Regions from separate parts of the Homo sapiens genome. Here regions 1 and 2 are each linked to region 3. The links are chromatin contacts, found by Hi-C or POLR2A ChIA-PET in ENCODE. All regions are on one chromosome and are shown on one strand. Each heading gives the region's core, a stretch centred on a gene start or an enhancer-like site at or near the end of the contact. The rest is flanking DNA. Distances are from core to core; before and after follow the strand shown. Region 1 holds the start of SRSF9 (serine and arginine rich splicing factor 9). Region 2 holds the start of PXN-AS1 (PXN antisense RNA 1). Region 3 holds the start of C12orf43 (chromosome 12 open reading frame 43).

Evidence for each region. A loop is a pair of places that touch in the nucleus more often than their neighbours do. ChIA-PET counts read pairs that join two places held with the same protein, here RNA polymerase II (POLR2A). Pooled maps may share reads with other maps.
Region 1: a map with no recorded cell type shows a loop between it and region 3 (11-fold over the local background). The contact joins the promoter of SRSF9 here to the promoter of C12orf43 in region 3. A Hi-C loop is called at or near these places in 2 of 37 single-sample maps with no recorded cell type and 8 of 50 pooled maps. POLR2A ChIA-PET finds 5 or more read pairs at or near these places in 3 of 52 experiments (B cell, Caco-2 and OCI-LY7).
Region 2: a pooled map shows a loop between it and region 3 (11-fold over the local background). The contact joins the promoter of PXN-AS1 here to the promoter of C12orf43 in region 3. A Hi-C loop is called at or near these places in 4 of 50 pooled maps. POLR2A ChIA-PET finds 5 or more read pairs at or near these places in 3 of 52 experiments (GM12878, activated T-cell and naive thymus-derived CD4-positive, alpha-beta T cell).

What each region holds. Positions count from the first base shown.
Region 1 is chr12:120,467,629-120,471,088 of GRCh38, reverse strand. SRSF9 (serine and arginine rich splicing factor 9) reads left to right here and starts at 1,341. Exons shown (of 4, transcript NM_003769.3): 1 at 1,341-1,667. The coding sequence starts at 1,480. It also overlaps a transcript of DYNLL1 not described here. RefSeq lists silencers at 1,383-1,682, 1,933-2,102.
Region 2 is chr12:120,199,367-120,202,561 of GRCh38, reverse strand. PXN-AS1 (PXN antisense RNA 1) reads right to left here and starts at 1,271. Exons shown (of 4, transcript NR_038924.1): 1 at 1,136-1,271. RPLP0 (ribosomal protein lateral stalk subunit P0) reads left to right here and starts at 1,451. Exons shown (of 8, transcript NM_001002.4): 1 at 1,451-1,479; 2 at 1,731-1,832; 3 at 3,077-3,195. The coding sequence starts at 1,779. RefSeq lists enhancers at 936-1,295, 1,696-1,765, 2,806-3,195.
Region 3 is chr12:121,014,218-121,017,788 of GRCh38, reverse strand. It overlaps C12orf43 (chromosome 12 open reading frame 43), which reads left to right and starts at 1,302. Exons shown (of 6, transcript NM_022895.3): 1 at 1,302-1,459. The coding sequence starts at 1,315. It also overlaps a transcript of OASL not described here. RefSeq lists a silencer at 1,206-1,399 and enhancers at 1,127-1,636, 1,608-2,123.

The DNA of each region.
Region 1 (3,460 bases), core at 92-2,591, 550 kb after region 3:
CCCAGCCAGGTTTCATTTTTAATATGAAAAATCTTTATTTATTTTTGAGACAGTCTCACTCTGTCACCCAGGCTGAAGTGCAGTGGCATGATCTCGGCTCACTGCAACCTTCGCCTCCCGGGCTCAAGCAATTCTCCTGCCTCAGCCTCCCGCGTAACTGGGATTATAGGAACACGCCACCACGCCCAGCTAATTTTTGTATTTTTAGTAGAAACGGGGTTTCCCCATGTTGCCCAGGCTAGTCTCGAACTACTGACCTCAAGTGATCCTCCCGCCTTGGCCTCTCAAAGTGTTGGGATTACAGGCGTGAGCCACCGCACCCAGCCTGAACAATCTTTAGGTTAGGAGTATTCCAGCCGGGCGCCGGGCTCAAGCCGGTAATCCAACACTTTGGGAGGCCAAGGCTGGAGGATCGGTTGAGCCCAGGAGTTCGAGACCAGCCTCTCTACAAAAAAAATAGAAAATAAACTAGCTGGACGCAGCGCAGACCCCTCACGGCGCCCCGAGGTGGGAGGATCACCTGAGTCCAGCGAGATCGAGACTGCAGTGAGCCGTGTTCGCGCCATTGCACTCCAGCCTGAGCAACAGAATAAGACCCTGTATCAAAAACAAACAAAAAGTCTTCTGGTGCAAGGCCTCACTGTAAGGTCCCTGGGTTCAATGCTCCGCGTTCTGGGATGTGAATGTGGAAAAGTAAGTGCCAAGGTGGGTGTCTACCTGAGCTCCATAAGGACTCAGTACTTAGGATGGGAGCATGGCTCTGGGTTCCATTCCTGACCCCTCTGTGGCCTCAGACTCTGCCCGGGAGAGGATGAAAAGCACAAGTCGGATGCACTCTATAGTGATCGCTGTGATACTCATTAAGAGTCTTACTCCCTCGACTCCGACAAACTCAAGGCCAAGCTATGGAGTCCATCTCATGCTGACACCGTCAGTTCTGAGCAACTGTAAAATGGGGACAGGGTGGCCCGGGGGCCTACTGACCTGAGGTGGGGGCCGCGACAGCCCGGCCGCTGCGGGGTCAGCCTGCGGTCTCCGCCTGACTCCAGCTCTCCTGCGCCCCGCAGGCCCTGGGCGCTACCCACGTCAGTGAGTGCTCACAAGTCTGTGAGGTAGGCGGCGCCACAGAGAGAAACTGAGGCGCGGGAGCCCAAGCCACTTGTCCAGCGCCTCAGCCGAGCGCGAACCGCGCTCGGGGATGGCATCCACACGGCCCGGCCCCAGGCTCTCCCTGTCAGCGCCCGAAGGCCCTTCGCACCTCCAGGGGGCGCCGGCCTGCGCGCACGCGCAATGGTCGCAGCCGCGTTCTCTTTAAGAGGACTCCTTTTGCCTCCGCCGACCCCTTCGCTTCCGCTCCGCGTTCCCACAATGCAGTGCGGCTGAGCGCCTCGGAGCCCGCGGGGACGCTGCGGGGGGACCCGTGCTGAGGCGGCGGCGGCGACGTGGGCTGCGGCGGGCCCGCGGCGTCGGGCGGTGCGGATGTCGGGCTGGGCGGACGAGCGCGGCGGCGAGGGCGACGGGCGCATCTACGTGGGGAACCTTCCGACCGACGTGCGCGAGAAGGACTTGGAGGACCTGTTCTACAAGTACGGCCGCATCCGCGAGATCGAGCTCAAGAACCGGCACGGCCTCGTGCCCTTCGCCTTCGTGCGCTTCGAGGACCCCCGGTGAGGCCCCCGCGCCCCTGCCCTCTCCTCCTCGGTGCCTGAGGCCCCCGCCTTCCCTGCTGTCCCCTCCCCCAGGGCTCCCCTCCCCCCGGCCTCCCCTCCCCCCGCCTCCGCGCAGACCCCTCACGGCGCCCCCTCACGGGTGGAGGATGAGGCAGCCTCTCCTCGCAGGCCCGGGCCGTCCTTCGCGCCGTCGTCACTTCCTTTATTTTTATTATTCCAATATTTTACTTAGAAACCCAAAAGCTGAGCCTTTGGAGGGCCCAAGCCCGCCTGCACCGGCCTCGGGGGGTCCAAATGAGCCTTGTCCGCCTCCTGCCTGGGGCAGCACCGTAGGGGGAAGCGGCCGCGGGGCAGCGCGGGGGTCGCCGTTCGCCCTTCCCGCTCGCCTCTCCCCCGGCCCGTGCTCGCCGTGGCTGGAGAGCAAGCTGCAGGGTCGCGGATGCCGCTGGAGGTCGTGGAGGGATCTCTGGTGGAATAGCTCGCCGTTCGCGCGCCCCGCCCCGCAGGCCAGGGCCCGGGCTTTGTAAAGGGATCACGGATTCGGGAAAACTTCTAAAACAGCCGGAGTGGGGCTCTGATTTCACTTCCCTCCTTTGATGAGGGAGGCTTGGCGAGATGCTAAAGGTTCCAGGGATTTGGAAACTCTAGATTCCTAACCCCGCTCTAAGGAGTGCTTGTGATTTTGCAAACAGCGTCGGCCCTCAGGCCGGAAAAAGCCCAGGAACTTTCAAAACTGTGGTTGGTGGTGGTTAGCAGCTGCGGCGCTGACCTGGTCACTCCACTCCGGCCAAATAAGAGCCCGCACCCTGTTTTCCTAGCATCATTTGCTCCCGGGGAACGCGGAATGTTCGTAGGGTGTCCGACCTACCTGGGGTGGACGTATTGATAGGGCAAGGGGAGCATCTGAGGAAGGGCAGGCAGGAAGCACCGCGAGGCGTTGATGGCTGAAGAGTCGACTCTGACAGCTCATCCCTAGTATCTCCTCATTTGCCTCAAAACCGGAACTGGGCATTTTTACCCCTAAGCCGGAGAAGGCTATGCCTCGCTTATTTAGTAACCGTGCCATTGTGGTTTTTCAACAGTTGCTATGGGTCAAGTGCCATGGTGTGTATTTAGCTTTTTTTCTTTCCTTCTTATTTTTTTAGATTGATAAATTAGGGGTTTCACCATGTTGCTCAGGCTGGTCTGGAACTCCTGAGCTCAGGTGATTCTCCCGTCTCAGCGGATCAAATTGTTAGGATTACAGGCGTGAGCAACCCGCCCAGCCTGTATTTAGTATTTTTAACAATTTATGAGGTGTAGGTACTATTTTTTTTTTTTTTTTGAGACAGGTCTTCACTCTTGTTGCCCAGGCTGGAGTGCTGTGGTGCGATCCCGGCCCACCGCAACCTCCGCCACCTGAGTTCAAGCGATTCTCCCGCTTCAGCTTCCCAGTAGCTGGGATTACAGGCGCCCGCCATCATGCCTGGCTGATTTTTCTATGTTCAGCAGATACGGGGTTTCTCCATGTTGGCCAGGTTTGTCTTGAACTCCTAACCTCAAGTGATCCACCCACCTCAGCCTCCCAAAATGCTGAGGTTACAGGCCTGAGCCACCACGCCAGGCCGGGATCAATGGATTTGAACTCCCTCTTCTGTTTTTCGAATGCAAACTTACTATATGATACGCTACATTGTCATCTTCCCTCATTCCTTTCATAATAGAAAAACTATCTTTTGGTGTCACTAGATGTGAAGATTCAAGCAAAGCATTTCATGTAGTATCTTATTTAACCATTACAATAACCCTGT
Region 2 (3,195 bases), core at 22-2,521, 820 kb after region 3:
GAGGATCACTTCAGCCTGGGAGGTCAAGTCTGCAATGAACTGAGATTGCTCCACTACACTCTAGCCTGGGCAACGGAGTGAGACTGCTTCTCAAAAAAAAAAAAAAAAAAAAAAAAAAAAAAAAAAGATTTGATGGAGGTGAATTATTCTATGGATGTTTGTTGGCTAGTTTTCTAGGAAGAGGGAATGGCTAATGCAAAAGCCCCCAAGTAAAGCCTGCTCTGGAAAAGCAGCAGAGCATCATCTGGGTAGAAAGCAAGTAAGTGAGGAGGAAAACATCTGAGATGATCAGAGTGGGCGTGAGGGACAGATAGGTAAGGGCCTTGTAGGTACTTTAGGTTTTAGATTTTTACTCTGTAGGAAACGGAAAGTTTTAAGCAGATAAGGAGATGAGCTGACTTAGGTTTTTTTTTTTTTTTTTTTTTTTTTGAGATGGAGTCCCTCTCTGTCACCCAGGCTAGAGTGCAATGGTGTGATCTTAGCTCACTGCAGAGCTCACAGCTCCCGGGTTCAAGCGATTCTTCTGCCTCGGCCTCCTGAGTAGCTGGGATTACGGGCATGCGCCACCCCACCTGGCTAATTTTTGTATTTTTAGTAGAGACGGGGTTTTGCCATGTTGGCCAGGCTAGTCTCGAACTCCTGACCTCAGGTGATCCACCCGCCTCGTCCTCCCGAAGTGCTGGGAGTATAGGCGTGAGCCACCGCGCCCGGCCAGGTTTTAAAGGATCCCTCTGTTTTGGTAGGCGGAAAAACTAGAGAAGACGAGAGACCATTCTGAGGCCGGGCGCGGCGGGTCACGCCTGTAATCCCAGCACTTTGGGAGGCCGAGGCGGGCAGATCACGAGGTCAGGAGATCGAGACCATCCTGGAGAACATGATGAAACCCCGTCTCTACTAAAAATACAAAAAAAAAATTAGCCGAGCACGGTGGCGGGCGCCTGTAGTCCCAGCTACTCCGGAGGCTGAGGCAGGAGAATGGCGTGAACCCGGGAGGCGGAGCTTGCAGTCAGCCGAGATGGCGCCACTGCGCTCCAGCCTGGGCGACAGAGCGACACTCCGTCTCAAAAAAAAAAAAAAAAAGAGAAACCATTCTGTTTCTAAGCATGTGCAATTATGTCTCAGCTCCACGTCATACCTTTTAGTTTGCTGAGCTCGCCAGGTGGCACAGGGAACCGGGACTCCGAATTCGCAGCTCCAGCTCCAGCTCCAGCCCAGCAGGTGGCAGCAGCTCAGAGCAAGCTCCTCCAACGCGAGGCAGCGCCTTCCTTCGCGACCCTACTTAAAGGCGGCTTTCCGTTGGCTGGAGTGGCAGCGATATTATCCAATGGTTGCCTGTATTCGTTCAGCTTTGTCTGACGGGCGATGGCGCAGCCAATAGACAGGAGCGCTATCCGCGGTTTCTGATTGGCTACTTTGTTCGCATTATAAAAGGCACGCGCGGGCGCGAGGCCCTTCTCTCGCCAGGCGTCCTCGTGGAAGGTTCGTGTGCTAGTTAGATGGGCGCCAGGGGTCGCCGGCGGGAAGCATGGAGGGGTCTTTGGGGGCCTTTGGGAACATGGAGTCCTATTCTGTTCCGCCTGGGGCCTCGGTGGCGGCTTGCACGCCCCGAGATGACGGCCGCTGCCCTAGGCAGGGCCGGCGGGCGATTGCGCGTGTCCTGCTCCTCTTAGGCCCGGGACCGCGGGATGGGTGTCGGCGTGACCAGGCCTGAGCTCCCTGTCTCTCCTCAGTGACATCGTCTTTAAACCCTGCGTGGCAATCCCTGACGCACCGCCGTGATGCCCAGGGAAGACAGGGCGACCTGGAAGTCCAACTACTTCCTTAAGATCATCGTAAGTGCAGGGTGGGTCGCCTCTGCTCTTCATGTTGCCCCAGCGCAAATAGGGACAGTCAGCTGCTATGTGCTGAGGGTCTACTCACACCGGCTACTGAATTAGGCCATTTTTGGGAAAATACTGTTTAGTTAACAATTTCCTGAGATAGGTCCCTTCTGTTGCAGATAAACGGGCTCAGGCAAGTTAAGTGGGTCCTAAGATGACAGCATTCGTATCCAGGTCTGTCTGGCTTCTAAAAGAGCGCGCTTTATACTTTTTTTTTTTTAAACGGAGTCTCGCTCTGTTGTCCAGGCTGGAGTGCAGTGGCTTGATCTTGGCTTACTGCAACCTCCGCTTCCCAGGTTCAAGCGATTCTCCTGCTTCAGCCTCCCGAGTAGCTGGGATTACAGGGGCGCGACACCACACCCAGCTAATTTTTGTATTTTCAATAGAGACAGGGATTCACCATGTTGGCCAGGATGGTCTCGATCTCTTGACTTCATGATCCACCTTCCTCGGCCTCCCTAAGTGCTAGGATTACAGGTGTGAGCCACCGCGCCCGGCCGCACATTACAGTTTTACTCCATTTTTGAGAAGGTCTGAGGTCAGGAATGACTCATTGTAAGGAAGCAAGCTGTTGCATATTTAGGACCTGTCAGCCAAGAAACTTAAGTGTCCAATGACTTTTGGATGGCCTTTGAGGTGGGTCTCCCTTGCCCAGAAATGCTGACTGTACTGCGCTTAAGCAATTAGGCAGCATTGTAGAGCATAGCTTGTATTACATTTTCCCACACTTAGAAGGTTTTCAGACACAAAACCCAAAGGAATTGTGTAACAATCCGGATAAACACGCCTAGATTGTTTTTACAAATAATAATGTTGCTATATTTGCTTAACGTGGTGCTTTTAATGCTGTGAATCTAGCCCTCCTCTTGACCAACTTACTTGGAACATTCCTTTTTTATCCTGTTAACCATTTTAGTGAATCAGAAGCATGCCTGGTAATTGGGAAAAATTAAAAACTAAGTAAAAAAAGAAAAAACTCCTTGATTGAATGTAGAAACCTAATTTTCAGCGTTCATACCCAGCTAGCCAATCATCCAGTTTGGCAGTGTTACAACGTAGCTCCCAATCTCCCTCTGACTTCAAAAGCTTAGAAGAAAGGGAGTGGGATGGAAACAAATTGTGGGGTTCAGTTTCTTCTGGCATTTTTTCCCTCTCTCTTCCTGTTAAACTTGGCTCCTCTGGCTTGTTTTTTGTAGCAACTATTGGATGATTATCCGAAATGTTTCATTGTGGGAGCAGACAATGTGGGCTCCAAGCAGATGCAGCAGATCCGCATGTCCCTTCGCGGGAAGGCTGTGGTGCTGATGGGCAAGAA
Region 3 (3,571 bases), core at 53-2,552:
TTCTGGAATAAACGCTTTATTTTGGAGAGTCAGTCTCTCTGTTATTTATTTTATGGTGTCAATTTTAACATATGAATTTTGGAGGAACACATTCAGACCATATCAGTCACCTTCCTCTTCTTTGAAATAGAAAAAGCTCAAGGCCAGAGAGTTTATTTTAGTAAAGTTTTGACATACCTGTCTTCAAAGATAAAACATGAAACAGCATTCCACACACAAAAGTAAAGTGATTTTGTTCATCCTTCACTGTGAGGTATTTTAACCACAGAGATTCTAATTTTTTGGTCTTGGATGGGTCCTGGGAGTCAGTATTGCCTGGCTAATTTTTGTATTTTTAGTAGAGATGGGGTTTCACCATGTTGGTCAGGCTAGTCTCGAACTCCTGACCTCATGATCTGCCCGCCTCGGCCTCACAAAGTGTTGGGATTACAGATGTGAGCCACCGTGCCCGGACAGGATTCTGCATTTCTCTTTTTTTTTTTTCGAGACAGAGTCTCAGTCTGTTGCCCAGGCTGGAGTGCAGTGGCACGATCTTGGCTCACCTCAACCTCCACCTCCCAGGTTCAAGTGATTTTCCTGCCTCAGCCTCCTGAGTAGCTGGGACTACAGGTGCGTGCCACCATGCCCAGCTAATTTTTGTATTTTTAGTAGAGATGGGGTTTCACTATGTTGGCCAGGCTGGTCTCGAACTCCTGACCTTGTGATCTGCCTGCCTCAGCCCCCCAAAGTGTTGGGATTACAGGCGTGAGCCACCGTGCCCAGCCTGGATTCTGCATTTCTAACGAGCTCCCAGGTGTTACCAATGCTGCTGGCTCATGGACTACACTCTTAAGTAGTAAGGCCCTAGGCTATTAAAGGAAATACAGATTCCTGGATTCCACCTATCAGAGATTCTGATTCTGTTAGTATTTTCTGTGAGACCCAAAAGTCTGCAGTTTAACCAGCTCTCTAAGGTGTTTCTTAGGCCCAGCTGGACTGGGAAATTACTAGAATAAATGACATGGAATCAAAACCTGGGAACTAATCCTGGGTCTGTCATTAACTCCTTAGGAGATTCCCATCCCCTCTGGAGATCTGTCATCAAGAAATGATTGGAGAAGTTAATCTCTTAGGCCCTTCTAGCTCTTGCCTTTGAGAACCGCCCACCTCCCCATTCCCACCTGGTATCCCCAACCCAGTACAGTTCATGGCCAATGGCGGTCCAAGTCTTGGAACTACAATCCCCACAATGCCTCGCGCCTCTCCTCTCACGTGACGTCATGAAGGAGGCTTGATAACGGCGGTGTTCTCCACAATCCTTTGCGGTGGTTCAAGATGGCGGCGCCCAGTGGCACAGTGAGCGATTCGGAAAGTAGTAACAGCAGTAGCGATGCGGAGGAGCTGGAGCGGTGCCGCGAGGCGGCAATGCCGGCTTGGGGCTTGGAGCAACGCCCGCACGTGGCAGGGAAGCCAAGAGCCGGTAGGGTACTATGTTTGGGGAGACTGGCTGAGGGGCGTGGGATCTTCCCCTGGAGCCTGAGAGGATGGATGGTGAGGAGAGAGTCACTGGGACTCGGCTTCCTTCCCCGAGAGACCTCCAGGGACTGGGTGTAGTGCAGATTGAAAGCATGGGCAGGTGCAGTAGGGAGGGTATTTCATTATTCCAGTCGGGGAAGCTGAGGTACCCAAATGTCTTTTGATTCTGCCTCCTTGGGTCTATCCTCACTGCCCCACACTGGGAAGGCTGCCGTCTCTTCGAGATAACTGCAACAGCCCCCTCCCGGTATTCTCGCACCCAGCCTTTCCCCACCTCCAACACATTCTCCCACCCTGGAGGTTGTTGCCAAGAGCAGTGCCCAGCACATCACTCTGACCGTGACTCCCTAGTGCCCTGGGAATAAATACAGAGCCCCGCAACATCAAGGGGCCTAATCATGGATAGAACCCAAGGGTTCTTGAATTTGGAATGAAAACATGTTGCATCTTTGCTTTCTATTCATCTCTGACTGAATTTTAGCATCTCTTTCCGTCTTGCAAGCACTAAGCCACAGTAGTTCTGGCAATGCCGTTACTTTATCCCAACAGAAGTCACAGATTTTCATATCTCATTACAATCTTTGCAGATACAGATATCAATATATCATTTTATTGATAAAAAGATATTGGGGAAAAAAGTCATTTACACTCATCCCTGATTTAAAATGTGCCACTCTAATTTTTAGACCCATCTCTATATCTAAGATGTAAGAAGCACATACATCACAAGTTTGGTTGTTTACTATCATGATAATTAAATTTCGGTATCATTGGTTTTCTTTGTAATCCTGTATGTTGCATTTCATGCATTTAAAACATTGCTCTGAGAAGAGAACCGGGCTTCACCAGGCTGTTAGAGAAGGCTATGGCAAAGCAAGGTTAAGAACCGCTGGATTTGTTTAAAAGGACTTACAAGCCCTTTGGTGATCCATTGCCTTCCTCTCCCTTCCTTCCCTCCTGCCATACTGCACTTCCTGTAGGTAGCTTCCAGACCATAGTCTGCCCCTCTCACCCCCTAGTACCATAACCACAGTTTTCTCTGCAAGTTCTATTTACAGATCTGCCTTTCCATCTCATTAGCGGTGGGAACTTGAGCAAAGTACTTAAATCTCACTGTACCTAAATTTCCTCATCTGTACAGTGCGGGTAGTGATAGTACCCACCCCATAAGGTTGAGAAGTAACTGAGATAATGCAATCTACAGTGCTTGGCACATCTTAAAGGCCCAATACATGGTGGCAAATATGTGGTTGGTCTTTCCACATGGACTGCTTTCCTCCTCCTGCCTAATTCTCGCTCTTTTTTTTTTCAAAACTAGGACTCAGTCTGTTACCGAGGCTGACACAATCATGGCTCACTGCAACCTCGACCTCCCCCTACTCAGATGATCCTCCCACCTCAGCCTCCCAAGTAGCTGAGACTACAGATGTATAGTCCCAGCTACTTTTTGTATTTTTTGTAGAGATGGGGTTTTGCCATGTTGCCCAGGCTGGTCTCGAACTCCTGGGCTCAAGTGATCCTCCCTTCTCAACCTTCAAAGTGCTGAGATTACAGGTGTGAGCCACTGTGCTCGGCTTCTAGTTTTTTTTGTTTGTTTGTTTGTTTTTTGGGGTTTTTTTTTTTTTTTTGCATTTTTTTTTTTTGAGATGGAGTTTCACTCTTGTTGCCCAGGCTGCAGTGCAATGGCACGATCTCAGCTCACTGCAACCTCTGCCTCCTGGGTTCAAGTGATTCTCCTGCCTCAGCCTCCCTAGTAGCTGGGATTACAGGCGCCTGCCACCACGCCCAGCTAATTTTTTGTATTTTTAGTACAGACAGGGTTTCACCGTGTTGGCCAGGCTGGTCTCAAACTCCAGACCTCAGGCAATCCACCTGCCTCGGCCTTCCAAAGTGCTGGGATTACAGGTGTGAGCCACCGCGCCTGGTCTCTTTTTTTCTTTTTGAGACGCAGTCTCGCTCTGTTACCAAGGCTGGAGTGCAATGGCGCGATCTTGGCTCCCTGCAACCTCCGCCTCCCAAGCTCAAGCAATTCTCCTGCCTCAGCCTCCTAAGTAGC